Regions from separate parts of the Homo sapiens genome. Here all the other regions are linked to region 3. A link is a loop called in an ENCODE intact Hi-C map of the cell type or tissue named here. Cell type or tissue: PC-3. All regions are shown on one strand.

Region 1 (4,000 bases), 210 kb after region 3:
CAAAGGATACGGACTTTGTAGAGGTGGGGTCTTACAACGTTGTTCAGGCTGGTCTCCAACTCCTGGGCTTAAACGATTCTCTACTGATAATTACTTTAGGGTAATTAGTAATTAATAATTATCCTAAAGTGGTTGCTGGGTCAAAGGATACGGACTTTTAAAAAAACAACCCTTTTGTTGTAAAATACAGACAGAAAGCCACAGAGAACAGAAATAGCATTTAATGAATAATTACAAGGGGGACACCTTCGTAAACCACAACAGGGCCAAGAATAGAATTTGGCCAGGTACCTCAGAAGGATTCCATGTGTCCCTGCCCATTTACAACATGCTGCTTTCTCCCAAAGTAACCACTATTGTAACTTTTATACTAATCACTTCCTTGAGTTTCTTTTGTAGTTTCACCACCTAAATATACTTCCCTAGACACTATATTTTATTTTTATATTTGAGATGGAGTCTTGCTCTGTTGCCCAGGCTGGAGTGCAGTGGCGCGATCTCGGTTCATGCAACTTCCACCTTCTGGGTTCAAGTGATTCTCCTGCCTCAGACTCCCAAATAGCTGGGATTACAGGCGCACACCACCGTGCCTGGCTGATTTTCATATTTTTAGTAGAGATGGAGTTTTACCAGGTTGGCCAGGCTGCTCTTGAACTCCTGACCTCAGATGATCTGCCCACCTTGGCCTCTCAAAGTGCTGGGAATACAGGTGTGAGCCACCACGCCTAGCCACAGTATAGTTTAAACTTGACTTTTTATATGTCTTTTGTCAACATTTTACTATGAGCATTTTCAAACAGAAAACTTGGGTGGGCCAGGCGCAGTGGCTCACGCCTATAATCGCAGCACTTTGGGAGGCTAAGGTGGGAGGATCGTTTGTGCCCAGGAGTTGGAGATCAGCCAGGGCAATATTGCAAGACCCCATCTCTCCAAAAAGTTTTTAAAAATTGGTGCATGGTGGCATGCATCCGTAGTCCCAGCTACTCAGGAGGCTGAGGTGGGAGGATCGCTTGAGCCCAGGAGGCTGAGGCTACAGTGAGCTGTGATAGCACAACTGCACCCCAGTCTGGGTGATAGAGTGATACCCTGTCTCAAAAAAAAAAAAAAAAAAAATAGAATTATATAGTGGACACTCATCTATCCAACATTTATATTCTGCAATTACCATTTTGCTCTATTTGATTTATCACATATCTGTCCATCCCTGTATCATTCAATCCAATCCATTGTGCATGTTCCTGTGTCCTATATTTCCTGCAAATTGGCAGCTGGATCCAGTGGCTTGATCAGATTCAGGTTTGGCTTCTTTGAGAAGGTGAGGTGGCAGTTGTGTTCTTTCATCAGGAGGCACATGATTTTTTTTGTCTCTCTTTTTTGTTGTGATACCTGGGTTCATTCATTCATTAGGGGCTGCAGCATGCTGAAAGAAAACAGAAGCCTGTGGAGTGAGCCAAGATCAACCAGGAAATAAACCCTTTCCCTTGCGATGTCTCTCCAGCGCCCTCTACTGACAAACCTGCTTTAGTGCCAGTTTGTAGAGGTAAACTATTTAAAGGGTCTGAATTATTTTCATGGGGGGCAAAACTCATGAATTTGGAGCTGAGAGGCAATATATCAATAACAGACACACCTTACACGCATGTACGGACCAGATAAGGAAAACTCTACATATTTCCAGAAACTTATCTGTGTGCAGCTCTGTTCTCTCTGGTCCTCTGCTCCATGAATTCTAGTGCCTTTGGCCTCCCTGGACTTTGAACTTTGTTTTCTCAACCCTAGGAGACTGCAGGGCTGTGCATGGATACCTTTTCCCTGTGTCACAGCCTGGAAATTTTATCTAGGAAGTAAGCTGGAGGCAATAGTAGGGCTTATCTTATTTGTTCCCCTTCCCTAGGTGATCACTCTTATATTTCTTGTCCAATGTTTGGAAACTGTTGCTTTACATATTTTACTCATTTTTAAAGTTGTGTAAGTAGGAGGGTAAATCTGGTCTTTGTTATTCTACCATGTCTTGGGCCAAGAAGGAAGTCCCACCTCCTTATTTTCTTTTTTAAGAAACATATTTTTATTTATTTATTTATTTATTTATTGAGATGGAATTTCGCTCTTGTCGCCCAGGCTGGAGTGCATTGGCACAATCTCAGCTCACTGCAACCTCTGCCTCCCAGGTTCAAGTGATTCTCCTGACTCTGCCTCCAGAGTAGCTGGGACTACAGGCACCTGCCACCATGCATGGCTAATTTTTGTATTTTTGGTAGAGATGGGGTTTCGCCATGTTGGCCAGGCTGATCTCGAGCTCCCGACCTCAGGTCATCCACCTGCCTTGGCCTCCCAAAGTGCTGGGATTACTGGCGTGAACTACTGTTCCCGGCCTGTTTTATTTTTAATTTTAATTTTTACTTTTAAAGTTGACAAAGTGTTTATATTTACGGTGTACAACATGCTGTTTTGATATATGCTTGCATTGTGGAATGACTGAATCAGGCCACCTTTTTTTTTTTTTTTTTTTTTTGAGACAGAGTTTCACTCTTGTTGCCCAGGCTGGAGTGCAGTGGCGCAATCTTGGCTCACCGCAACCTCCACCTCCTGGGTTCAAGCGATTCTCCGGCATCAGCCTCTTGAGTAGCTGGAATTACAGACATGTGCCACCATGCTTGGCTTATTTTGTATTTTTAGTAGAGACGGGTTTGTCCACGTTGGTCAGGTTGGTCTTGAACTCTTGACCTCAGGTGATCTGCCTGCCTCTGCCTCCCAAAGTGTTGGGATTATAGGCGTGAGCCACCGTGTCCGGCCTTGCTTTCTTTTTGTATGCATTTGCTTGGTATAACTTTGCTTATCCTTCTATTTTTAAGTTTTCAGAATCTCTTTGTTTTAGATATGTCTCTTGTGTACAACATATTGTTTGTTTGTTTTTGAGACCGAGTCTTGCTCTGTCACCTAGGTTGGAGTGCAATGCCATGATCTTGGCTCACTGCAACCTCTGCCTCCTGTGTACAAGCAATTCTCCTGCCTCAGCCTCCCAAGTAGCTGGAATTACAGGCATGCGCCATCACACCTGGCTAATTTTTGTTTTTTTAGTAGAAACGAGGTTTCACCATATTGGTCAGGCTGGTCTCGAACTCCTGACCTTTTGATCCACCCGCCTCGGCCTCCCAAAGTGCTGGGATTACAGGCGTGAGCCACCACACTCAGCCTATGTCTACACTTTTTATTTATTTTTTAATTTTACTATTATTTTTTGACAGAGTCTCGCTTTGTTGCCCAGGCTGGAGTGCAGTGGCACAATCTTGGCTCACTGCAACCTCCACCTCTGGATTCAAGTGATTCTCCTGCCTCAGCCTCTCAAGTAGCTGGGATTACAGGCATGCGCCACCATGCCCAGCTAATTTTGTATTTTTAGTAGAGATGGGGTTTCACCATGTTGGCCAGGCTGGTTTCAAACTCCTGACCTCAGATAATCCACCTGCCTTGGCCTCTCAAAGTGCTGGGATTACAGGTGTGAGTCATTGTGCCCAGCCTATATCCACACTTTTTAGGAACCTCTTTCTTTAGATGGTCTCATGCAGTTTCATTATGTGTTTAGTTATGGATTTGTTTTCTTTTTTGCTTTTAATCCTGTTTGTAATTCCTTGGGTTTCCTTTATTACTGTCTTCTATCAGTTCTGGAATTCTCAGCCATTGCCAGATATTTTCTTCTTTCCTTTTGAGACTCCATTTAAAGCTATGTTAAATGCTCCTTATTTTCTGCCCCATATATAACTTCTCTTCTATGTTTTCCTTTTTTTTCTTTGTGTTATGTTTTCCTGGCCTATCATCCAGTCTGTAAATTCTCTCTTCACCTGTTTCTTATTTTCTGCTTTTGTTTTTTTTTGAGACAGAGTCTTGCTCTGTCGCCTGGGCTGGAGTGCAGTGGTGCCATCCTGGCTCACTGCAACCTCCACCTCCTAGGTTCAAGCGATTCTCCTGCCTCAGCCTCCTGAGTAGCTGAGACTACAGGTGC
Region 2 (4,000 bases), 110 kb after region 3:
TTTCAACATGGGATAACGGGAGAAGTGCTTGATCTGCTGAGGGAGGAGAGGAATTATACACAAAGAGAGAGTCATTATATACACAAAAGGAGCTGCAGAACTTGGCTTACGTTTACCAGCAAAAACTGGAAGAGTATATCTGAGGATGCTGGATCTACAGGACAGATTACAAAACTGAATAGAGAAAAGTGTGTTAATATGGAGGTACTCTCCTGTGACACAGGATTCAGCACACTGGCAAGTACCCCAGAGGCCAGTTTTGAAATGGTTTTAGGAAGGTAGAATAAAGCAGTGGTCCACACTAAATGAAGCAGCAATACTAGAACTTAGTGGTAGACTATAGAGGAATAGATCAAAAAGCTTAGAGAAGTGAACATGTTAGGATGGATTTATTACATGAGAGAAGAAGACCGACCAGTTGACTATGTTCATTGGAGGGGCCCAGAGTATAGTTCACTTACCAAAACAATAAGGAATGTGATAGTGAAGGGACACCAGCATTATTGAAAAGCTTCAGCTGGGCGTGGTGGCTCACGCCTGTAATCCCAGCACTTTGGAAGGCCAAGGAGGGCAGATTATTTGAAGTCAGGAGTTCGAGACCAGCCTGGCCAACATGGTGAAACCCTGTCTCTACAACAAATACAAAAATTAGCCGGGCATGGTGGCACATGCCTATAGTCCCAGCTACTTGTGAGGCTGAGGCACGAGAATCACTTGAATCTGGGAGGCAGAGGTTGCAGGGAGCTGAGATTGCACCACTGCACTCCAGCCTGGCCAACAGTGAGACGCCGTCATAAATAAATAAATAAATAATAAATAAATAAATAAAAGCTTCATGGTCAGCTGGGCATGGTGACTCATGCTTTAATCCCAGCATTTTGAGAGGCCAAGATGGGTGGATCCTTTGAGCCCAGGAGTTCAAGACCAGCCTGGGAAACATAGGGAGATCCCATCTCTACAAAAAGAAGAAAAAAAGAAAAAAAAAAAGAAAAGCTCCATAGTAGTAGCTGTCCTCTGTAAACCAGGGCTGATGATAGGAGATGCTCATACAGAACTGGGCTCCCTAGTGCTAATAGAGGTGATAGGATTCTGAAATAGGGGAAACTAGGTGACAACACTTAACCGTCAAAAGTGAATTGGTTATAAGTATAGGCAGCAAGGTTGGAATGACACCAAGGGATGCCTCCTGACTCACAGGGATTTAATGAGATGGCCCATAGAACATTGTGTTCCTAGGGGCAATTCAGAAAAACAGCCAGCAAGGGTATTACTATATATAAATATATAGATAAGCAGAAGTCTGAAGTCAGTTGCCCCAATGGAAAGTCACAGCTCCTTTTCTAACTTCCAGACCTAAGCTAGTTCTCAGACCCCAAGCCCATAAAATGAAAAAGAGGTCAGGTTCCCATGAGAAAGGGCCCTATAACAACATGGTAAGTATATTTAGTAGCATTCTCCAGGCCTTCTCCAAAAGTGTCTATGACCATTTACTCAGATAGCTGGGGAAAGGGGAATACAGAGACTCTCTCAAGTCTACTGGACCCAGGAAATAAATAGACACTGATACCCAGGAGCCAAAGTGTTACTGTGGCCCACTTGTTAGGGAGAGGCTTATGGGGGTCAGGAAATAATTGGGATATTGGCCCAGGTTTGTCTCACAATGAGTCCAACAGTCATCTCCATGACTCCCAAATGAATCATCGGAATGAATACATTAGCAGTTAGCAGAATCCTTACCTCAGTTCTTTGCTCTATAGAGTGAGAGCTACTGTAATAGGAAAAGGCCTATGAAAGCCCCTGAAAGTCACCACCACCCCCAAAGAAAAACCTTTCAATGGCCAAAACAGTAAATAAAAACCAATATTACATCTGGGGGAAGGGAGAAATAGCAAAGATTAGTGTCACCCTCAAAATATTAAATAATGCAGGAGGCATGGTCCTCGTCATATCTTTCTTTAATTAATCAGTCTGGGGGCCGGGCACGGTGGCTCACACCTGTAATCCCAGCATTTTGGGAGCCCAAGGTGGGCCAATCACTTGAGGCCAGGAGTTTGAAACCAGTCTGGCCAACATAATGAAATCCTGCCTCTACTAAAAATACAAAAATTAGCCAGGCATGGTGGTGCATGCCTGTAGTTCCAGCTAGTCAGGAGGCTGAGGCAGGAGAATCACTTGAACTCGGGAGGTGGAGGTTGCAGTGAGCCAAGATCACACCGCTGCACTCCAGCCTGGGCAACAGAGCAAGACTCTGTCTCAAAAATATATATATATATATATCAGTCTGCCACCTGCCCAGTAAACATAATAGTCCCAATTGTATCTACTGAACTTGATGTAGTATCTTAACTAAAGCAAATTAACACACCTCTGGTAGATGGTATATGGCTATTGATTTGGACCAATACATTTCTTTCATACGTGTCAGGAAGGAAAATCAGAAACTGGTTCTATTCACATGAACAGACAGAAGTATATATTCCCAGTCTTACCCCAAGGCTGTTATTTTTCCTGCTCTCTCTTATAACTTAACGGGACCTGAAGCAACTAAATACTTTATAGAACATCATATCAGTCCACTCTATTGATGGTATCATGTTAACCGGACCTGATGAGCAAGAAGCAGAAGTACCCTGGGTGTCCTAATAAGATGTACATTCTAGAAAGTAAAAGATAAACACTGCAAAGATTCAGGGATGAGCTACATGAGTGAAGTTTTTAGGGATCCAGTGGTCTAGGGTCTAGGGAATGCTGGGACATTCACTCCAAAGTGATGGACAAATTATTGCACCTTTAACCTCCCACCTTTAAGAAAGAGTCCAAAGGTGGGACTCTGGGTAGGGAAGCAATATGTTCTACACTTAGAAGTACTGTAATAACCCATTTATTGAGTGACATAGAAGGCTACTAGTTGTGAGTGGAGCCCTGGACAAGAAAGGCCTCTGTAGCAAGTCCAAGCTGCAGTAAATGCAATCGCACCACTTGGGTTATACGCTCCAAAAGATTCCTTGATATGAGACGTATCTGTGGTAGAAGAAAAATGTGGACTCCCTAAGAAGCCCAAATAGGAACCGTGCGGTGCAGACCCTTAAGGTTCTGGAGCAAGGCCATGCCATCTAGAAGCAGAAAGCTATATACCATTTGAAAGGAGCTCCTGGTATGCTCCTGGGCCCTGGTAGAGATTGAGCACTTGCTCTTCAGACTTTTTTTTTTTTTTGAACCTGAGTCTCACTCTGTCACCCAGGCTGAAGTGCAATGGTGCGATCTCAGCTCACTGCAACCTCCGCCTCCCGGGTTCCAGTGATTCTCCTGCTTCAGCCTCCCCAGTAGCTGGGATTACAGGCATGGGCCACCACACCCAGCTAATTTTTGTATTTTTAGTAGAGACGGGGTTTTGCCATGTTGGCCAGGCTGTTCTCGAACTCCTGACCTCAGGTGATACACCCACCTCAGCCTCCCAAAGTGCTGGGGTTGCAGGCGTGAGCCACCGCACCTGGCCCAGATTCTTTTTTTTTTTTTTTGAGTACTTGCCCTTTGGATATCAAGTAACCGTGTTCCCAGTATTGCTTATCATGAGCTTGGGTCTGTCAGACCCACCCCATCATAAGGTTGGGCAGGCCCCAGCAGCAATTTATTGTAAGATAAAGTGGTACATCCAGCAGGATTGGGTGCTAGCAGGCCAAAAGACCCAAGTAAGCTACAGAAACAGGTGGTCCAGACACCTATGTCATCCACAACTGATGCACTGGTGCTTCTTCCTTAACTGACACCAATGGGCACATGGAAGGGGAAGTATTCCTTATGATCAGCTGGCATAGAAGGAAAAATCTCAAATTTAGCTCATTGATAGATCGGCTCAGTATTTGTGTACCAGCTGAAAATATGTAGCTACTGCCCTACAACCCCACTCAAGGGTGACTCTGAAAGACAGTCAGCAGAGCTTTTGGTGGTACACTTGGTCATCCACTTTGTGTGGAAGAAGTGGCCCAAACTTATAATATAT
Region 3 (4,000 bases):
TAAGAATAATGATCCTAAAGAAATGGAGTGGTCGTAAGGGACAATTAGGTATTTTATAAAGCAACAGGTAAATTAAAACAAGTGCTTAATACTGAAGTATACAAATAGATAAAAATACATCATAGCTGTGAATAAGTGTAAAAAACTCTTGAGTACCTTCCTCTGGATGAACTGGAACAGTAATTGAAAGATATTATATATGCTCATATAATACACAAGAAAAAATAGCAAAATCAACTTTCTCCTAAACTAAAATGCTCATACATCAATTAAAGGAAATCTTTATGAGATGAAGTAGGAGGAAAAAAATAGTATTGATTTGTTTGTTTCTGGAGTAGAGTGAAGTCAAATAAAGGCAAACTGAACCACTTTATCCAGGGCCTCTGTATGAAGAATGTTCTTATCCATTCCTCCCCTACCAAACAGTAAGTGATAATAATAACAAGAGTCAACACTCATAGAGCACTGAACACTTACACAAGCATTTTACAATTAAAACCTTATTTTAACCTTACAATAACTCTTTAAGGTAGGTATTATGCCAGTGCTGTTTCCATTTTACAGGTGGGGAAACCCAGGCATAGAGAGGTTAAGCAAATCATCCAAAGGTACAAAGCCAGGAAATGCCAAAGACAGAAATTGAACCAAAACATTCTAGCTGCAGAGTCCATGCTCTTAACCACTTTTTGGGAGAAAACGTTTCTGAAGATTTGTTTAAAAAGCCAAGGTTGGGCTGGGCGTGGTGGTTCATGCCTGTAATCCCAGCACTCTGGGAGGCCGAGGCGGGTGGATCACTTGAACCCAGGAGTTCAAAACCAGCCTGGCCGACATGGTGAAACCCCGTCTGTACTAAAAATACAAAGAATTAGCCGAGTGTGGTGGCAGTCGCCTGTAATTCCAGCTACTCGGGAGGCTGAGGCAGAAGAATTGCTTGAACCTGGGAGGCGGAAGTTGCAGTGAGCTGAGATCGTGCCACTGCACTCCAGGCTGGGTGATGGAGTAAGACTCTGTCAAAAAATAAAAAAGCCCATGTCTGCCACATGTTCTTCTCCTTAAGTGTATAGTAACACTAGGCCGGGTGTGGTGGCTCACGCCTGAAATCCCAGCACTTTGGGAGGCTAAGGCAGGCAGATCACTTGAGGTCAGCAGTTCAAGACCAGCCTGGCCAACATGGCGAAATCCCATCGCTACTAAAAATACAAAATTGCCATGCGTGGTGGCACATGCCTGTAGTCTCAGCTACTCAGGAGGCTGAGGCAGGAGAATCGCTTGAACCTGGGAAGCAGAGGTTGCAGTGAGCCGAGATCTCACCACTGCACTCCAGCCTGGGGGTGGAGTGTATTGTATATGCTATATAATATATATATTATATATTATACATATATATATATATATATATATAGAATACCAGGGGAGTATTCCCAAGAGAATATTTTTTTGCTGACTAAGAAAGAAAGGGAAGAAGACCAAAACAAACATTACCAGTAACTCTGAGAGAATAAAAAACTGCCAGTTCCTCTGCTGTAATGCCATCCTGAATCACAAGCTGGAAAACCCCTATTCTAAAGTGAAACCTTTAGCCAACCAACTTCCCTGGTTGTTGCTCTCTCAGAGCAGTGAGAACTTAAGTTGGGGCCTTACCTGAACTTGACTGGGGGCTTATCTGGCCCCTTCACGATCAGATAATAGTCAGTCTGGTTTGCTCAAATCACTTTGGGGCCGACAAGATAGTGAGAAGTAATGGAAACTTACTATCACTGCATTCTGAATTCATTTAGGAACAGTACAGGTCTGACTCAGGTCTCTCACCTCCTTGGCCCTGACTCTTTTCCAAGGAACTCAAACAAACCAGTAAGAAAAAAAAACAAATAATCCCATCAAAAAGCAGGCAAATGACATGAACACACACTTCTTAAAAGAAGACTTACAAATGGCCAACCAACATATGAAGAAATGCTCAGTATCACTAATCATCAGAGAAATGCAAATTAAAACCATGAGATACCACCTCCGCCCAGCCAGAATGGCCATTATTAAAAAGTAAAAAATAATAGATGTTGGTGTGGATGTGGTGAAAAGGGAACACTTACACACTGCTGGTGGGAATGTTAGTACATTAGTACTAACATTAGTACAGCCTCTTTGGAAAGCACTACAGAGTTTTCTCAAAGCTAAAAGTAGATCTACCATTCCATCCAGCAATCTCACTACTGAGTATTTAGCCAAAGGAAAAGAACTCATTAAATCCTCTTATTGTTTCTTGATCACTAATCAGTCCCTCTCCTTCATTTAAAATCTTACCGTCTCCCCTCCCAGAGTTACCACTTCAGTTTCCATCTCCTCTGCCTGTCACTTCCAGAAAACAGAAAGCATGTTTCACTTGGCAGCAGGGGGCACAGTGGCTCCAGCCTGGCCATGTACTGGCTGTGGGATGGGCAAGGCAGTAAACCTGTCTGGACTTCAGCTTCTTCTCTATTTAATAGAGATAGTCATTTCTCCCAGGATACTAGACCCAATGATTTACAGATTTACTTCAGCTCTAAGAAATATGATTCACAGAACACTTCATATTTCACATGATAATAACAAAAAATACTTTGTTTTTTGTTTTGTTTTGTTTTGTTTTTTTGAGATGGAGTCTCACTCTGTCCCCCAGGCTGGAGTACAGTGGCATGAACTTGGCGCACTGCAACCTCCGCCTACCGAGTTCAAGCGATTCTCCTGCCTCAGCCTCTTAAGTAGCTGGGACTACAGGTGCGCACCACCAAGCCGAGCTAATTTGTATTTTTAGTAGAGATGGGGTTTCGCCATGTTGCCCAGATTGGTCTTGAACTCCTGGCCTCAAGTGATCCACCCGCCTCGGCCTCCCACAGTGCTGGGATTACAGGCGTCAGCCAACGTGCCCAGCCAGCCACTGCACCTGGCCCAAAAAACACTTTGTTGTTGATCATGTTTAAACTCTTACAACACAGGAATAGAAAATTTTTTCATACTGAAGTAGATTTCCATAGTGCCAGGAGAATAAACAAGTGGGAAATTTAGCAAGAACAAAGGCATTATAACTAAACAAGTATAATTTGGAAAAGGGGAGAATTTTTCTCACAATATTTTTTCTTTTCTTTTTCTTTTGTTTGCTTGGTTTTGTTGTTGTTGTTGTTGTTTGTTTGTTTGTTTTCACATGGAGTCTTGCTCTGTCTCCCAAGCTGGAATGCAGTGATGTGATTTTGGCTCACTGCAGCCTCCGCCTCCCAGGCTCAAGCGATTCTCCTGCCTCAGCCTCCCAAGTAGTTGGGATTACAGGCTTGCACTACCACGCCCGGCTAATTTGCTTTTGTATTTTTAGTAGAAACAAGGTTTCACCATGTTGGCCAGGCTGGTCTTGGACTCCTGACCTCAAGCGATCTGCCCGCCTCAGCCTCCCAAAGTGCTGGGATTACAGGCTTTTCAGCCATCACACCCGGCCAAATTTCTCAAATATATTAACTTATTTAAGTTTGAAGCTGATAGTTTAGACAACTGTTTAGCAATAGTAAACTCTTTCCAAGGTAAAAAGAGAGGGGTTTTTTCTGCATTATATGGGCTGACTGGTAAATTTTCTATATGATCATGATCTCTAGTGAAATTTAATTAATTAAAATAAAAACAAATAAATGCAGTTCACCACTATTTGTTAAATATGCTGTGCCTACAAGGATAAAAAAAAAATGGTCACTACTTTTCTTTCATGAAAACTAAAGCTTTCAATTCTTTCAATTCAGGCTTTACACAATCACTTCAGATTTCTAAGACCAGAGTAAGGTTTGAACATTTTGTCTTTAAAAACACTTTAGCATCTCTTTATCATTCACATTTGCCTGGGTGAAATAATGGCTTGAATAGCTCTTACAAGCATTCACAAAATGCCATACTCTTTCCATTCTCAGAGCATGGGAAAGAAGTTCTGCCCTGGCAAACAAAGGTCAGAGTGAGCATGAGAATTTCCAGTTTATGTGCTTTCTGA
Region 4 (4,000 bases), 200 kb after region 3:
TGGGCCTCCCAAAGTGCTGGGATTACAGGAGTGAGCCACCGCGCCCGGCCCCCCTCACGCTTTTTTTTTTTTTTTTTGACGGAGTCTCGCTCTGGTGCCCAGACTGGAGTGCAGTGGTGTGATCTCGGCTCACTGCAACCTCCACCTCCCAGGTTCAAGCAATTCTTCTGTCTCAGCCTCCCGAGTAGCTGGGACTACAGGCGCACGCCACTACGCCCGCTAATTTTTGTATTTTTAGTAGAGACGGGGTTTCACCATATTGGTCAGGCTGGGCTCGAACTCCTGACCTCTGGTGATCCACCCACCTCGGCCTCCCAAAGTACTGGGGTTACAGGCCTGAGCCACCGCGCAGGTCGAAATGTTTTACTTTCTTTTTGTCTTTGGTAGCTGGAGTGCATTTTACACTTACAGAACATCAAACTCGGAAAAGCTGCATTTTAAGTGCCTCATAGGCACCGCACTGGACCGTGCGGCCCTAGAATGCCACACCCCCTAATTCCTGCAGCCAGAAATGAAGATGGCAGGGGCGGTAACACTGCTAGTTTGGGACTAAGAAAGGCAACCTCGGGAGGAGGCGAGCCCCTGCTATGATGAAACTTCTAGGACAGCCTCCCTTCGCCCCCCCCAACCTGTGCAGGGCCTAGCGTGGCTGCAAGCGAGGCAGAGCGCAAGGCACCGCCAGAGCCACGGGAAAGGGCGAGGCGGGGAAGTCTGGGGATGGCGGGGCGGGGCGGGGCGGCTCGGCTCGGCGGGGATCCCCACGCATGCGCACCGCGACAGCTCACGATGCCCGCCTACTGGCGCCCTAGCAACCGGGTTGCGAACCATGTTCTATCCCGACTAAGTGGCCGTCCTGGGAGTTATAGTGCCACTAGCCGGCCTCGGCTGTTCCCTGTCCGAGGCTCTTGTCATTTCCGCTTATTTCCTCCACGGGTGCCGATTTCATGTGTGTGTTCCCGAGTGCCTGAGCCGGCTCCCGAAATGAGTACTCGTGGTTTCCGCGTGGGAACCAACCTCGAGCGCCAGTGGCCCGCCCTCTCCGGGCTGAGGTGGCTGCTGAGGCTGGGGCTGCTCCTGAGGCTTCAGGGCCGCCCGCTGCACGGCTTTCTACCTTCCCAGGTTAGCCGCGGTCAACTTCTGCCAGGCGGAGCGAGAAATCGCATTTTGTCAGGTGAGGATTGGAGGGAGTGAGAGAGATGTGAGGGGAAGGCTTCGGGTAGGGGTATAGGGCCGATAGGGGACGACCAGGGCCGAGAGCTCATGGACTTGGACCCGGAATGCCATTGCCTTCCCTGTGGGTATGTCTCAGGGGCTTTCAATCTCGGAGTCTCCCACTTCGCGGATCTTTCCCGCCCTCTCAGTATCTCCTCCTTCCTCACAGTTCCTCCCCTTCCTCTTCTTTTTCTGCTCCCTCCCTTCCCTCTCATCTCGTCTTCTTCCTTCTCCCTCTCGGCTCCAACGCCTACTGTTTCGGCCCCACCTTCTTATCTTGGCTCCTCCCCTTCCCCCCCTTATCGACTCCTTACCCAGTCTCTTTTTGTTCTGCCAGTGCTCTCTCGGCTCCTCCCCCTCCTCCTTTCTCCTGGATGCTACGCCCTCTCCCATCTCCTTCTCTTTCCCCTCCCTCTCGGCTCCTCTCCCTACCCCTCCCTCTCTTCTCCTTTACCTTCCTCCTCACTGCTGCTTTTTCTAGTCTCTTCCCCTCTGCTCTTCTGTTTTCCTTTTTACTGCTCCTCCTCCTTCCTCTAAGTCCTTCCCACTTCCCTCCCTATTGGCTGCTCCTCCACCTCCCTTTTGGCTTCTCTCCTGCCTCAACTAACTCCTCCCCTCCTCCCCAACGCCTTCGGTTCCCTCTCAGCATCTGTAACCCTTCCCTTCCCTCCACCCTTTCCCTCGTGTTCTTACACAATCTTCCATTCTGGACACATACACTCATTGTGGTCTTTCTTAAATACATCCCCACCATGCTGTGTTACCCCTCACTCATATGGTCTCACACTCTTACCCCCCTAATTCTTGTTAATCCACTTGGGTCTCCTGGGTCCTTTCTCTGCAAACATAGTGTTATTTACTTCTAGAGATTTGTGAGAATAAAATGAGATAGTACATGAAAAGCACTTACGACGGCACCTTGCACATAGTAAGCTTTCAATAAATGGTAACTGTCATCATTATTACTTTTCTTTAGCCAGGGATTCCTGGCACAATTCCTCTTCAGCGTGTCCCTCAACCACCAGTAATTTCTTGGCTCCCTTCCTTAGTAGCCTCGTTGTTTTCATTGTAAGCTGACTCAAAAGGAATTTTTCTTGCAAGTAATCAATTCAAAAAGTATTAATAAATAAGACTTATGTTCTGATCTCTAGTTGCCTAATCTAGGGTGTAGGGGGGTATTCTGGTAGAAGGCATCACAAATGCACACAAAGTTGAGAATGGTGCTGGTGCCATCTGACTATAGACTTAGCCAACTTTAAGGTTCTAGGAGTTTTTAAAGGCTAGTTCTAGGTGCAGCATGTTTACTTTTCAAACCTGGAGCTTGCCTTTCCCTGTGAGAAATATTGATAGCAGTGTTTTGAGCAAACCTCTTGCCAAACACATGTAAGAAATAGCATCCTTTTTATATTTTTTATTTGCCTTTTCTCTGACTGTTTATATCTACTCCTTGCTCTTTATTCTTTATTTCAGCAGGCTCCCTAACAAAGAAACATGATTAGTAACATCTGGAACCTTTCCTTTCCTTTCCCTTTCCCCTTCGGCTTCCCCTCTTCTTTCCTTCCTTCCTCCCTCCCTCCCTCTCTCTCTCTTTTTCTTTCTCTTTCTTTCTCTTCCTTCCTTTCTCTTTCTTTCTTTTCTTTCTTTCTTTTCTTGCTTTCTCTTTCTTTCTCTTTCCTTCCCTTTCCTTCCTTTCTTTTTCCCTCCCTCCCTTCCTCCCTTCCTTTCTTTCCTTCCTTCTTTCTTTTTTTTGAGATGAAGTCTCACTCTGTCTCCCAGGCTGGAGTGCAGTGGCACGATTTCGGCTCACTGCAACCTCCACCTCCTGGGTTCAAGTGATTTTCCTGCCTCAGGCTCCCGAGTAGCTGGGATTATAGGCACCCGTCACCACGCCCAGCTAATTTTTTTTTGTTGTTGTTGTATTTTTAGTAGAGATGGGGTTTCACCATGCTGGCTAGGCTGGTCGAACTCCTGACCTTAGGTAATCCACCCACCTCGGCCTCCCAAAGTGCTAGGATTGCAGGTGTGAACCACTGCACCTGGCAACATAAACTTTCTATACTGAATGAGACCTGTTTCCGGTATTTGGGGTTCACACATTTAAGTCTGTGATACATTTTGGGTTTTTTGTTGTTGGAAGATGTGAAAGGTTGAGATTAACTTTTTTTTTTGCCTATAGATATCTAATTTCTTTAGCATGGTTTCTTGAAAAGACTATCTATCCTTCCTCCGTGAAATTGCTTTTGCACCTTTTCAAATTTTTTTTGGCAGAGGCTTGCTCTGTCCCCCAGGCTGGAGTGCAGTGGCACCATCTTGGCTCACTGCAGCCTCCACCTCCTGAGCTCAAGCGATTCTTCTGCCTCAGCCTTCTTCTTCTTCTTCTTTTTTTTTTTGAGATGGAGTCTTGCTCTGTTGCCCACGCTGGAGTGCAGTGGTGTGATCTCGAGTTCAAGCAATTCTTCTGCCTCAGTCTCCCAAGTAGCTGGGATTACAGGCATCCGCCACCATGCCCGGCTAATTTTTTTTTGTATTTTTAGTAGAGATGGGGTTCCATCTCTACTACATGGTTCCATCTTTCTACATGGTTCCAACATGTTGGCCAGGCTGGTTTCGAACTCCTGACCTCATGTGATCCGCCCACCTTGGCCTCCCAAAATGCTAGGATTACAGGTGTGAGCCACCTCACCTGGCCCTGCCTCAGCCTTCTGTGTAGCTGGGACCACGCCCAGCTAATTTTTGTAGTTTTAGTAGAGACGGGGCCAGTCTGGTCTCAAATTCCTGACCTGAAGTA
Region 5 (4,000 bases), 150 kb after region 3:
AAAAAGCCCTCAGAGATTACAAACATGTTAATCCCCTCTCTTCTTATAATCATGAACACAGAGCCAAAACTTTCCAATTATTTGAGGAAAGCCCCTAGTAAGAAGTTTGAAGTAGAAAAAAACAGCAATAGTAACTTCAAAGGAAAAAAATCCACTCTGCAGGAAGAAAACTTTAGGACTTTAAAAAATTAGTATCCTTAGAGAGCTTACTATAAAACTACAGTAATCAGGCCAGGCACAGTGGCTCACGCCTGTAATCCCAGTACTTTAGGAAGCCAAGGCTGGTGGATCACCTGAGGTCAGGAGTTTGAGACCAGCCTGGCCAACATGATGAAACTCCATCTCTACTAAAAATACAAAAAGTAGCCAGGCGTGGTGGTGGGTGCCTGTAATCCCAGCTACTCGGGAGGCTGAGGCAGGAGAATCACTTGAATCAGGGAGATGGAGGTTGCAGTGAGCCGAGATCATGCCATTGCACTCCAGCCTGGGGTGACAAGAGCAAAACTGTGTCTAAAAAAAAAAAACACCCTACAGTAATCAAGGTAAGGATAGACATAGACATTACCGATCAATTTTTTTAAGTACAGTAACGGACCCAGGTATGTATGTTTCCTATTAAGATACTGAAGTACTGGAGGCTAGTCTTTTCAAAAAAAGATGCTCAAAGGCCTATCTGTATTTGAAAAAATCAATTTCAACACCTACCTCATACCCAAAAAAATTCAAAATGGATTACAGACATAATATAAAAGTTAAAACCACAAAACTTGTCCAGGCATGGTGTCTCATGTATGTAATCTTAGCACTTTGGGAGGCCTAGGCACGTGGATCCCTTGAGCTCAGGAGTTGAAGGCCAGCCTGAGCAACATGGTGAAACCTTGTCATGAGGTTTTGAGACCCAGTCACAAAAAAACTTACAAAACTTCTAGAAGACAGGAAAAAATATTTATGACCAGGCAGTAGGCAATTTTGTTAGGTCACAGAAACCAAGAACCATTTTTGTTAAATTAGATTTCATTTGCTCATTGAAAAAAATAAAAAATAGGCAAGGCAGACTGGGAGAAGATATTCGTAACATATCTGACAATTTGTATCCAGAACAAATAAATAAATTCTGTAACATTTAAAAAGCAGGCAACCCAATTTTTAAGACAGACAAAAGTCTTAGACACTTTGTGAAAGTAGTTATACACACGGCTAATTAAGCACGTGAGAAACTGCCCATCAGCCTGGCCAACATGGCGAAATCCCATCTCTACTAAAAATACAAAAATTGCCGGGCGAGGTGGCTCACGCCTGTAATCCCAGCACTTTGGGAGGCCGAGGTGGGTGGATCACAAGGTCAGGAGTTCAAGGCCATGCTGACCAACATGGTGAAACCCCATCTCTACTAAAAATACAAAAATTAGCTGAGCGTGGTGGCGCATACCTGTAATCCCAGCTACTCAGTAGGCTGAGACAGGAGAATCCCTTGAACCCAGGAGGCAGAGGTTGCAGTGAGCTGACAGCATGCCACTGCACTCCAGCCTGGACGACAGAACAAGACTCCATCTCAAAAAAAAAAAAAAAAAAAAAAAAAGCAAAAATACAAAAATTAGCCCGGCATATGGACTGGGCACGGGGGCTCACGCCTATAATCCCAGCACTTTGGGAGGCCAAGGTGGGTGGATCACAAGGTCAGGAGATCAAGACCATCCTGGCTAACATGGTGAAACCCCATCTCTACTAAAAATACAAAAAATTAGCCGAGCGTTGTGGCGGGCGCCTGTAGTCCCAGCTACTCAGGAGGCTGAGGCAGGAGAACGGCGTGAACCCAGGAGGCGGAGCTTGCAGTGAGCGGAGATCGTGCCACTGCACTCCAGCCTAGGCGACAGAGCGAGACTCAGTCTCTAAATAAATAAAGTAATTAAATTAAATTAGTCCAGCATAGTGGTGGACGCCTGTAATCCCAGCTACTCGGGAGGCTGCAGCAGAACTGCTTGAACCCAGGAGGTGAAGTTTGCAGTGAGCCGAGATTGCGCCACTGCACTCCAGCCTGGGTGACAGAGCGAGACCCCGTTTCAGAAAAAAAAAACACAAAACTCCCAGTATGAAGTGCAATGTGAGATACTGGAGTAGATCCTGCAATGGAGAGAAGACAGTAGAAAATATGTGAAATCTAAAGTCTTTTTTGAGACATGGTCTCACTGTCACCCAAGCTGGAGTGCAGTGGTGCCATCACGGCTCACTGCAGCCTCAACTTCCTATGCTCAGGCCATCCTCCCATCTCAGCCTCCTGACACCACACCCAGCTAATTTTTGTATTCTTTTGTAGAGGTGGGTCTTGCTATGTTCTCCAGGCTGGTCACCTGGGCTCAAGTGGTCTACCTTGGCGTCCCAAAATGCTGGGATGACAAACATGAGACATCACACCCAACCTAGTCTGGAGTTTAGTTAATGGTAATATACCAATGTTAATCTCTTAGTTGACAAATACCATAATAATGTAAGATATTAAAATTAGGGGAAATTGGGTAATGCGTATGAGAACTCTCTACTTTGCAACTTCTGAGAATTTAAAATTATCCCCAAATAAAGCCTTTTTAAAAAAGTGCTCAGCATCATTAGTCATCAGGGAAATGTGAATTAAAATCAATACTACCCCACCCACCAGAATGGTTAAAATGAAACTGATCAATAGCAGCACATGTTGTTAAGGATGTTGTGGAGGAACCAGAATTCTCATAAATTGCTAATGAGGCCGGGCACGGTGGCTCATGCCTGTAATCCTAGCACTTGGGAGGCCAAGGAGGGTGTATCACCTGTCAGTTTGAGACCAACCTGGCCAACATGGCGAAACCTCGTCTCTACTAAAAATACAAAAATTAGCTGGGTGTGGTGGTGGGTGCCTGTAATCCCAGCTACTTGGGAGACTGAGGCAGGAGAATCGTTTGAACCCAGGAGGCAGAGGTTGCAGTGAGCCAAGATCATGCCACTGCACTCCAGCCTAGGCGACAGAGAGGCCGTCTCAAAAAAAAAAAAAAAAAAAATTGCTACTGAGGGCATAAAATGGTACAACCACTCTGGGAAAACTCTGGTAGTTTCTTAAAAATTAAACATACAGCAGATCTTTTAAAAACGTCATTTTAGTGAACATCATTTTGTTGAGGAAAAAAAAAAAATCAACTCCTGGCTGGGACCACTGTGCGGAGTTAACACATCCTTCCCGTGTCTGCATTGGCTTTCTCTCTGGGTACTCCTGTTTCCTCCCATATCCCAAAGGTAAACTTGCAAGTCTGAATGGTTCCGATCTGAGTGAATGTGGGTGTGAGCATGTCCTGCAATGGGATGGTCTCCTGGCCAAGATCGGTTCCCACCTTGGCCTTGAGCTGGCTAGACAGGTTCTAGTTTCCTGAGACTCTGAACTGAAATAACTGGGTAAATAACTAGATAGCTTTTCAACTCTTCTTAAGTAACTGGGTAAAGAACTATATAGCTTTTCAACTTTTCTTAAACGTATGCACAGCTCACGTTTATTTCAATGTTTAGTATTAGATGTGTTTTGGCTTTTATTTGGCACCAGGCGCAGTGGCTCACACCTGTAATCTCAGAACTTTGGGAGGCGGAGGAAGGATTGCGAAATTCAAGCCCAGCCTGGGCAACAAAGGGAGACCCCCGCCGTCTCTTTAAAAAAAAAAAAAAAAAAAAAACGCCAGGCATGCTAGCACACGCCTGTAGTCCCAGCTACTTGGGAGGCTGAGGTGGGAGGATTGCTTGAGTCCAGGAGGTCAAGGCTGCAGTGAGTCATAATAGCACTACACTCCAGCCTGGGCAACAGAGTACAATGTCTCAAAAAAAGTTTGACACTTTTAACTACAAATATGTTGCAGGAACTTAAATTTTTTGTCAATTAGCCTACGGTAAAGCTGGTTTCATTATAAAAGTTTCCAAGAACCCTTCAAGAAATCTTCAACAATGTTAAGATTTACTGTATTATCTACCCTGTCACTTCATGAATTCC
Region 6 (4,000 bases), 56 kb after region 3:
TTTCCACCAGGGTATAATGAGTACAATGCCACCTACCTCCCAGGAGTGTTGCAAGGGCTAAATATGATAATAGATTTAAAGCACCTAGCATAGTGCCTGGAACATAGGAGGTGCCTGAGAAATGGTAGATACTCAACTCCTTTTCCTCCTTTGCATCTACGGTCCTAAGCACAGTGATAAACAGATTGCTATAAAAGAACAAAACTCATACTCTTCAATTTCCTCTCCTGAATGAGTTTCTTTGTAAAGATTGAAGTAATGTTATACTTGGACTAATGATGTCAAATGAATATCAGAAATTTCTGGGCCCTGGCTACTCACTCTATTCAGCACCTGCTCTCCCTGAATGTGAGTAGAGAAGAGGCAGACTGTAGGTAAATAGAAACCACAGACCATCCTTTGAAAAACTCTCCTCCTGTCCTTACCCCTAAGAACAGCGCCAGCCCTGCACAAGCAAAGACAAGGCTGAGATGTGAGTAGGCAAAAAGAATAGAAAAAATTAGTAGCTTGGAAGACATACCATCCATAAAATGTGCCACATAAAACACTTTTGTATAAAATGTCACATTTTAGTAAAAATAAACGAACAAAGAAAAAACCTAGGCTGAAAGCAGGAGGTCCAGGTTAGAGTTTTGATCCTACCAGTGATAAGCTGTATGACTTCGATTAACTAAACTTTTCTGTTTCTTTGTCAAGTGAAAGTAATGCCATCTCTCCTACATCCTTTACAAGGGCACGGGGAGTTTCAGATAACTAGAAGGCATTCAAAAAATTAAGCACCAAAGAAATGCAATATGAGAATAGTAGCTGGAAATTTACTTTGTTCAAAACTCCAATCATCTGCACAGCACCCAGACTAAGACAGAACACTCCCTTGTTTTAACTGCTCTAAGCACACCCAAAGAGTACACCAGCCTGAAGCTGGCTTATTATGTAAGAAGGGACTGCAGCATTGCCTGGCATGTAGCATAATACTTTGCTGAAGAGAAATCCTTGGAAATGCCTCAGCTGAAGCACAAGGGCAGGCCCAGGCCTTACATTTTGGAGAGAGGTGCTCTCAGTCACAGAATTCCAGACTGTGGCTGGAGCAAATGATGTCATCAGAGATCCTCTTACCATGGTCAATGTCAAAATTAAGATAGGAAGTCCAAGGACACTATGAGTTTTCCAGGCAAATATAAGTTTAAAAAAAAACAGTTTGAACCTTTGAATCTTGCCTTTAAAATTATTAATACTTTACAGAGCATAAACTGAAATTTATCCTATTTTGTGAGGTTTTTTTTGGGGGGGGGTTATGCAAAGTTTTTATTGACCAAAATATACATAATTGCAGAGGAAAATATATTCATTTACTGTATTTTTACTCCCACTACACATTAAGAAAAGGGAAAAATATCATGTGAGTTACCCCTCTATCCAAAAACAATAACAAATCAAAAATGAAAATATAAGACCTTTGAAGAGGCAGAGATAAACTTGAGGGCTCTCCGCTGCAGAGCTAAGAAACGAAATAGCTCAAATACCTGTTGGGTTCCTAAATGACTGGAAAATGAAAACTTGTAATTAACTACAGGCACTTTGGAACACCTTGTAGAATACAGGTCTTTTCCATCTACAAACCATTCCTGCGACAGATCTCTGTACTTAATGCAGAAAACATCTCCAAATGTATGGATGCTCGGGGTTGGGAGGGCATCACAGTAGTATTAAAAATGGTACTGTTGACTCCTGCTCTGGTTCTGGGGGAAGGAAAGAATCCAGTCGGATGCAAACCTTGCGGCCAGAGCTGGACAACTCGCCCCTAAGTTTGGCGCGTCCTCGCTCTGCGTCCTTGGCCCTCATCTCCCCCTTCCCGGCACCCTGGATCTCAGCGAACTGTGAGGCCCTGGCAGAGAACGGACCCCGCAGCTGGGGCTGCGAGCCACGGCAGTGGGGAAGAAGGGCGGTTCCTCTCCAAAGGGGGTCCTTCGGCACCCACCCCCGGGCCCTCGCGCGCTCCCCTTCCCCTGACCCTTTTGCCCCCAGGCAGGTCACCTGGCTCGGCCGCTGCCCGCCTGTCCTCCAGCTGCTCCCTCACTCCAGCCGCGCCGCCGCCGCCTCCTGGAAGCCGTTCGCCCTCCCGAGTCACGGGGCCGGCGAGCGGGCGGGCAAGCCTGTGCCAAGGCTGCGGGAACAGATCAACCCAGCCGGAGCTGGGACCCTGCCCTGAGCGCGGCCGCCACCAGGGCGAAACTGGAGAGCTGGGCTAGGCTCGCCCCAGCGGGGAGGGGCGGCTGCAACTTTGCGCCTGGACGCGGGCGAGGAGGGGGCGCCCGTCTCCAAACTCTGTGCCGCGCCCGCAACCTCTCCAGCCCAGGGATTGTTTTTTAATCTAAAGGGAAGTCAGAGTCTTGTCCTCAAGTTCTTGTTGCCATAGCCGTGCCGCTCGGCGGGCGGAGGATCGCGGGGCCGAACTGGGGGTGCCGGAGGCGCGCCCCGCTGGGTGCGCTGGCTGCGAGCCGGGCGAGGGTGCGCGGGGTGGCGAGTGGAGGGGAGCGACTGCCGGGGGAGCCAGCCCGCGAAGCTTCTCCAGACCACGCTCAGCTACCCGCGCCGGTCCCCTCCTGCCCGCAGCCGGAGCCGAGCAGCGGAGGGAAAGCGGCCTGGAGGCACTGGGCCAGCAGCGGGTAAGCAGTGACCCGGACCTGGATCGCAGAAGTAGGAACTGGAAGTGACAGCGGCGCAGGCAGAGCAGCAGCAGCAGCAGCAGCAGCAGCAGCAGCCCTGGTAGCTGTGGCAGCAGCAAAAGCCGCGGTGTACCCGCGGCGGCCACACTGCGCATGCTGCTGCCGCCCGCTTCAGCCCCTACCCGAGGGCTGCCGGTGCCTGGCATGTTGCGGGTCACTGCCAGAGCTTCGGGCGGGATTCCCGGACTCATGGACTAGCCCTTTCTGGTGGCCTGCTTCCTCCCTCACCCCCAGATGCAACTCAGAACCCCCAAACTCTATGGTGAGCCGCTGAGACACCCGAGAAGCGTTGGCTCTCCAGAGGCCCTTCACATACCACCCTTCCTCCAACTATCCTAGATGCCCTTCCCGGCCTCTCTGATAACAGGCCCCAAATCAAATAGTCTCTTTGAGAGAGAACGAAAATGTTCATGATAGATGGGAAATATTTAAAATCTTATTCAATGTCTAATTTTTACAGAAATACGATGCAATCTGTAAAACATTAGGATAGCCAGACTCATGGGTGACATTTAATGTAACTCTTGGAAATTCCATTAAGCATGTCAGATTTGCACAACAGAAGAAAAGAACTTGCCAAAATCCTCTTTGGTCTTCCTACTAGTTCCAACTGAGCAGCTAAATATGCAAAGCTTTGCCTAGCGGAAACTGATGGAAATGGGCAAGTTAAAAACAGACATTACAACCATTAGACATTACCCAACCCCTACTCTAGTCTCCTCATTTTACAGATGACTCAACTGAGGCCTGGGAAAGGAGATCCTGACTTCACACAAGTGGCAGGGTCAGGGCTTGAAGCAAGATCTGCTGATACCCGTTACAACTACTGGTAATTGTAGTGGTTAGGCCGGGCCTTGTGCCTAACTCCTCCCAGGAGGCACCGCGCTGCTAGATATTTAGTCTTGACTCATGATCATTAGTAGAGCTGCCTTACTTTCAGAACTGCTTCCCTGCAGAGCAGCCCCTGGGAAATGGCAAATCGTCCATCCCACAAGCCTCACTTTGGGGAGGGCACCCCTGCTGTTCCGGTGACAAGGCAGATGGAGTGACTCAGGGAGACAGGAGGGAATGAGGGGGTGGGGGCAGAGAAAAAAACATACTGCTACCAGCTGGTACTGGAAAGAAAGAAAGAGAGAGGGGGAGAAAGAGAGGGAGAGAGAGTAAGAGAGGGGGAAAGAGAGGAGGAAGAGAGGGAAGGAGGAAGAAAGAAAGTGAAATAAGTACTAATTGAATCTCATATACATTCAGTGAAATCCTTCCAGAATAAAATATCT
Region 7 (4,000 bases), 73 kb after region 3:
GCATGGTGACAACGTGCCAAGCAAACGAAGATTATGCCTGCTGTCAGCCATCACTGTGTATAAGCAGAAGCTAGAAGAATGGCATTTTACTTTGCAGCCAAAAAGCTATGTTTAGGGAAATAGGCTAAGGATAACATCTGACATCCTGTTTACTTGCATTCTTTAGCAATTCTTTTTCTGGACCTGGTTCCACTACATAATCCAGCTGCAGTACCCTTAGCAAAGGCTCAGACTCAGTCACATAAGTGGGTAAAATACACTTGAAAAAATAGAATGTTTGAGAACAAAAGAGCACTTGTCCTCTGTCTACACTACAATATGGAAGATTCTTATTTTCCCAACAACAACAACAACAAAAAAACACTTTGCACTTAAAATACTGCTCTGAAAAAAAAACTGTCTATAACAAGAGATCTTCATCATTCTCAAACATTTTCAGAACCACTTGAAATAGGCATACTATTGGGAAATTTATGATAAGGCCAACTTTAATAGTATAACCCTATGTTGGCAAATGTGTGGCACTTACCATGATTACCTCTCCTCGTGCATGGGAGACATCAGATCATGTATAGCTCTTTCCTACTAAGCCTCAGAATTCTTTTCAACACAGCTTCAGGCATCTACTACCAAAGAATCAGCTTAGATAACCCTACTAAACATTTTCAAAGCTGCCCTTTCTTGCTCTGTCAGGACACTTGTCACACTTTACTATTATCACTTGTTGATCTGATGATCTGACTCCTCCACAAGAATGTAAACTTCCTAAACTCGGGGTCTTGTTTTTTTTTATTTAACACTGTGTTACCAGCAGACTGCCAGGTATACACAGTAGATGTTAAAAAATGCTGAATGAATAAATGAATGTATTCAGATGGTGTCCCTGATATAGACAGTAACTGATTATAGCAAGGATTTTTTGTTTGTTGGTTGGTTTAAATGGCTTAAAACAAACATTTTTTCTTGTTAATGATTTTTACCATTTTATTAAGCTGTAATTGACACATAAGGAACTGCATATATATGATTTAATGAATTTTGACATATACATACATCTTTGATACAATCACACAAATGCAATCCAGATAAGCCTTTCCATCACCCCCAAAATTGTCCTCGTGCCCTTTCAATTCTTTCTTTCCTCTTTGCCTCCAAATGCCAGGCAACCACCAATCTATTTTCAGTGTCTATAGATTAGTTTGCATTTTCAAGAATCTTATATAAATGGAAGTACACAGTATGGTACTATCTTTTTTCTGGCTTCTTAACTCAACATCATCATTTTCATACTCATTCATGTTATTGTGTCTGTCCATAGTTCTATAACAAGGTTTGCTTGATGTACTTGTGACTTAAGCAAAATAAGTATAATCAATCAAAAGTTTTCATTGACGTTGACCCATGGCCAAATCTATGTAATGGAAATAAAAACAGAATACATTTGTTGATAAATAAAATTCCCAAATCTGACGAACTTAAACACATTTTTATATGTCATCTGAACAGTTTTCACAACTGCTCATCAAAATTTTACTCTACAGACAAACAAAATCTGGCAGTATTATTGAGGTATCACTTACATCTTCTGATGAAGAACAAAGCCTGAGTAAGTTTTGTGAACCCAGCCTCCTCCAAAACAGTCTTGAGTTCACCAAGGTCATCTGGATAAAACTCTGCCTCATTTTGGACACTCACTATAGCAAATATTACTATGAGTAATAAAGTATATCAGAATGGCAAGGCCACTGCCTCAAGGCAAAAGAACCAGTTCTATTTGTATAAAGATTGGAAGTTACAGTTGGTGTGGTAAAATGTCAACAAAGCAAGGAATTCCAGGGCAGTGGCAAGCATATAGGTGAAATGGGTACCCATGAAACCCAGGCTGGTTAGGGACTCAAATGAAGCTAGAAAGGAGCTGATGAACTGAGGGAATAGGGGAAGAGGGGGAATTCAAAGACTGGGGGTCACAGCAACACAAAGAGCAGGCTTCACACAAGAGCATGAGAAAAAAAAGCAAAGATCTCTCACCCTACCTCAGATCCTCAGTACCACACCCTCTGGGCCACTGAACCTGCCTCTTCAAGGGCTTTCCACCTCCATCCTCTCATCCTAATGAACTCTCTAACAGGGCACATTTGGGTTGATTTTCCAAAAACACCTCTAGTGTTAATACCCCTGTTCAAAAACCCTCAAAGGCTCTCTATTGCCTAAAGCAGGAATTGACAAAAAACAATGTTCATATGATCATCTCCTGTGAGGCATAAAGGAGAAAGGAAGGTGAGAGTGGAACTTAAGCTAAAATAGGTAACATTTCATGAAAAATCAAAAGATCTTCAGGAAATAAGGCAAATGTGAACATTTGTTAAGACTGAATGCTGGGTACACTGGTACCTGTTTTACTATTTAGTTTTGTGTGTTTAAAATGTTACTAACCGATTCTCTTTCATTTCAAATCTACTAAGGCACTTACTAAAAAAGAATATTTGGGAGCTCTCTTCCCAGATACTCCAGTTCAGAAGATCTGCAGTGGGAAAAAGGAATTTGTGTTATCAAAGTATCCCACTTGATTCTGATGCAGATAGACCAAGGTCACACTTAGAGAAATGAGTTTATTGGTCTCTAACCTTCTACACCACTCTAATTTCTGCCAACACTTGGGTCATTTCAATATCCACAAGAACAACAATCCAACATCAAGACCTCTCAGTTCCTTGAACTTCTCAACCTGTAATCAATTTATTACCTCTCATTTCCCCTTTATGCCTATTCTGTGAAATGGACCTGGGACCTTGAAATATTTCTGACTTTGCCAGCTGGCATGATACAAAGTTTTATCAGTAGGCAGTGGTGGAGAGACATTGCAGGAAGAAGGGGTTTTACTTCCTGTTTTCTGTGCGCTCACTCCACAAGCTCCTGCTGAGCTCCCAGCTTTCCTATTGCCCACCTTCTGCAGCACTGGTTTTCCCAACAAACAGTAGGTAGCAACCTCCCCAGGCACTACCCTTGAGTGTTTAGGCAGCAAAGAATCTCTGATGAGACAGACACCTTCCATGTGAACCAGCACCGTAGAGGGGTATATTTCAGCAAGTTCCAGAGAATGTACATCCAACAAGTTCCACCAACTCAGCACCAGAGCAACTTCTCCAATAAGGCCTGGATCTCGACCGTGGGTGGAGAGGAGGGTTATCACAGCTCTAGAGGTATCGGCCATTACATATTATTTTTATATTGTCTGCTATTTATATCTGCTATCCCATACTTTTTAGAGTTTCCTTTATTTATTACTAACCAATTCTTCAACACTCCAATCCCCTGTTATTGTTAATTCTTTATGTTAAACTCTTCTTGTTAAAATTACTATGTAGTAGGCTGGGCACGGTGGTTCACACCTGTAATCCCAGTACTTTGGGAGGCCAAGGTGGGCAAATCACCTGAGGTCAGGAGTTTGAGACCAGTCTGGCCAACATGGTGAAACCCAGTCTCTAATAAAAATACAAAAATTAGCCAGGCATGGTGGCGGGCATCTGTAATCCCAGCTACTCTGGAGGCTGAGGCAGGAGAATCGCTTGAACCTGGGAGTCAGAGTTTGCAGTGAGCTGAGATCGTGCCATTGCACTCCAGCCTGGGCGACAAGAGCCAGACTCCATCTCAAGAAAAAAAAAAAAATACTATGTAGTGTCTATGTTCTGATTGGACACCAACTGATACACCTTGTTATCTTAAATGTATACTTCCTCTCCACTTTAGCTAACCTCTTGGAAGGTTACACCTTGTACTTTTTTATCACACAAATTTCTCTGTCTCCTAAGTCATGAATTCCAACATTAGTTTTTTTTTTTTTTTTTTTTTTCGAGACAGAGTCTCGCTCTGTCACCCAGGCTGGAGTGCAGTGGCGCCATCTTGGCTCACTGCAACCTCCACCTCCCAGGTTCAAGCGATTCTCCTGCCCCAGCCTCCTGAGCAGCTGGGACCACAGGCGCGCACCACCAGGCCTGGCCAA

The links. Peaks named below come from ENCODE experiments on the same cell type or tissue, not always from the same donor. Only the 100,000 strongest peaks of a DNase experiment are listed, where the experiment ranks them.
Region 1: it touches region 3 in a loop (20-fold over the local background); 74 of 110 quality-filtered maps call a loop at or near these places.
Region 2: a loop joins it to region 3, with 4 times the contacts of the local background. A loop is called at or near these places in 2 of 110 quality-filtered maps.
Region 4: a loop joins it to region 3, with 6 times the contacts of the local background. A loop is called at or near these places in 74 of 110 quality-filtered maps.
Region 5: it touches region 3 in a loop (3.0-fold over the local background); 7 of 110 quality-filtered maps call a loop at or near these places.
Region 6: a loop joins it to region 3, with 2.9 times the contacts of the local background. A loop is called at or near these places in 21 of 110 quality-filtered maps.
Region 7: a loop joins it to region 3, with 2.8 times the contacts of the local background. A loop is called at or near these places in 7 of 110 quality-filtered maps.

The regions. Positions count from the first base shown.
Region 1 is chrX:136,923,840-136,927,839 of GRCh38, forward strand. No RefSeq gene overlaps it. Among named protein-coding and RNA genes, the nearest start is that of RBMX, 45 kb to the left of the region's middle. RefSeq lists an enhancer at 1,379-1,518. In PC-3, a CTCF peak has its summit at 1,513 (motif pointing left); a DNase peak (open chromatin) is centred at 1,482.
Region 2 is chrX:136,821,688-136,825,687 of GRCh38, forward strand. No RefSeq gene overlaps it. Among named protein-coding and RNA genes, the nearest start is that of ARHGEF6, 43 kb to the left of the region's middle. In PC-3, no CTCF peak of the experiment used is centred here; a DNase peak (open chromatin) is centred at 1,694; H3K27ac peaks cover 416 bases.
Region 3 is chrX:136,708,952-136,712,951 of GRCh38, forward strand. The region is part of intron 7 of ARHGEF6 (Rac/Cdc42 guanine nucleotide exchange factor 6); the gene reads right to left. Among named protein-coding and RNA genes, the nearest start is that of CD40LG, 63 kb to the left of the region's middle. In PC-3, a CTCF peak has its summit at 2,385 (motif pointing right); a DNase peak (open chromatin) is centred at 2,400; H3K4me3 peaks cover 555 bases; H3K27ac peaks cover 891 bases.
Region 4 is chrX:136,908,610-136,912,609 of GRCh38, forward strand. No RefSeq gene overlaps it. Among named protein-coding and RNA genes, the nearest start is that of RBMX, 30 kb to the left of the region's middle. RefSeq lists an enhancer at 406-455. In PC-3, no CTCF peak of the experiment used is centred here; a DNase peak (open chromatin) is centred at 1,632; H3K4me3 peaks cover 2,817 bases; H3K27ac peaks cover 637 bases.
Region 5 is chrX:136,863,240-136,867,239 of GRCh38, forward strand. No RefSeq gene overlaps it. Among named protein-coding and RNA genes, the nearest start is that of SNORD61, 14 kb to the right of the region's middle. In PC-3, no CTCF peak of the experiment used is centred here; no DNase peak of the experiment used is centred here.
Region 6 is chrX:136,765,110-136,769,109 of GRCh38, forward strand. All of the region lies in intron 2 of ARHGEF6 (Rac/Cdc42 guanine nucleotide exchange factor 6), which reads right to left. Among named protein-coding and RNA genes, the nearest start is that of ARHGEF6, 14 kb to the right of the region's middle. RefSeq lists silencers at 1,976-2,105, 2,166-2,215, 2,220-2,388, 2,246-2,295, 2,306-2,585 and an enhancer at 3,318-3,427. In PC-3, a CTCF peak has its summit at 2,303; a DNase peak (open chromatin) is centred at 3,582; H3K4me3 peaks cover 2,375 bases; H3K27ac peaks cover 2,027 bases.
Region 7 is chrX:136,781,596-136,785,595 of GRCh38, forward strand. No RefSeq gene overlaps it. Among named protein-coding and RNA genes, the nearest start is that of ARHGEF6, 2.7 kb to the left of the region's middle. In PC-3, no CTCF peak of the experiment used is centred here; a DNase peak (open chromatin) is centred at 1,756; H3K27ac peaks cover 1,715 bases.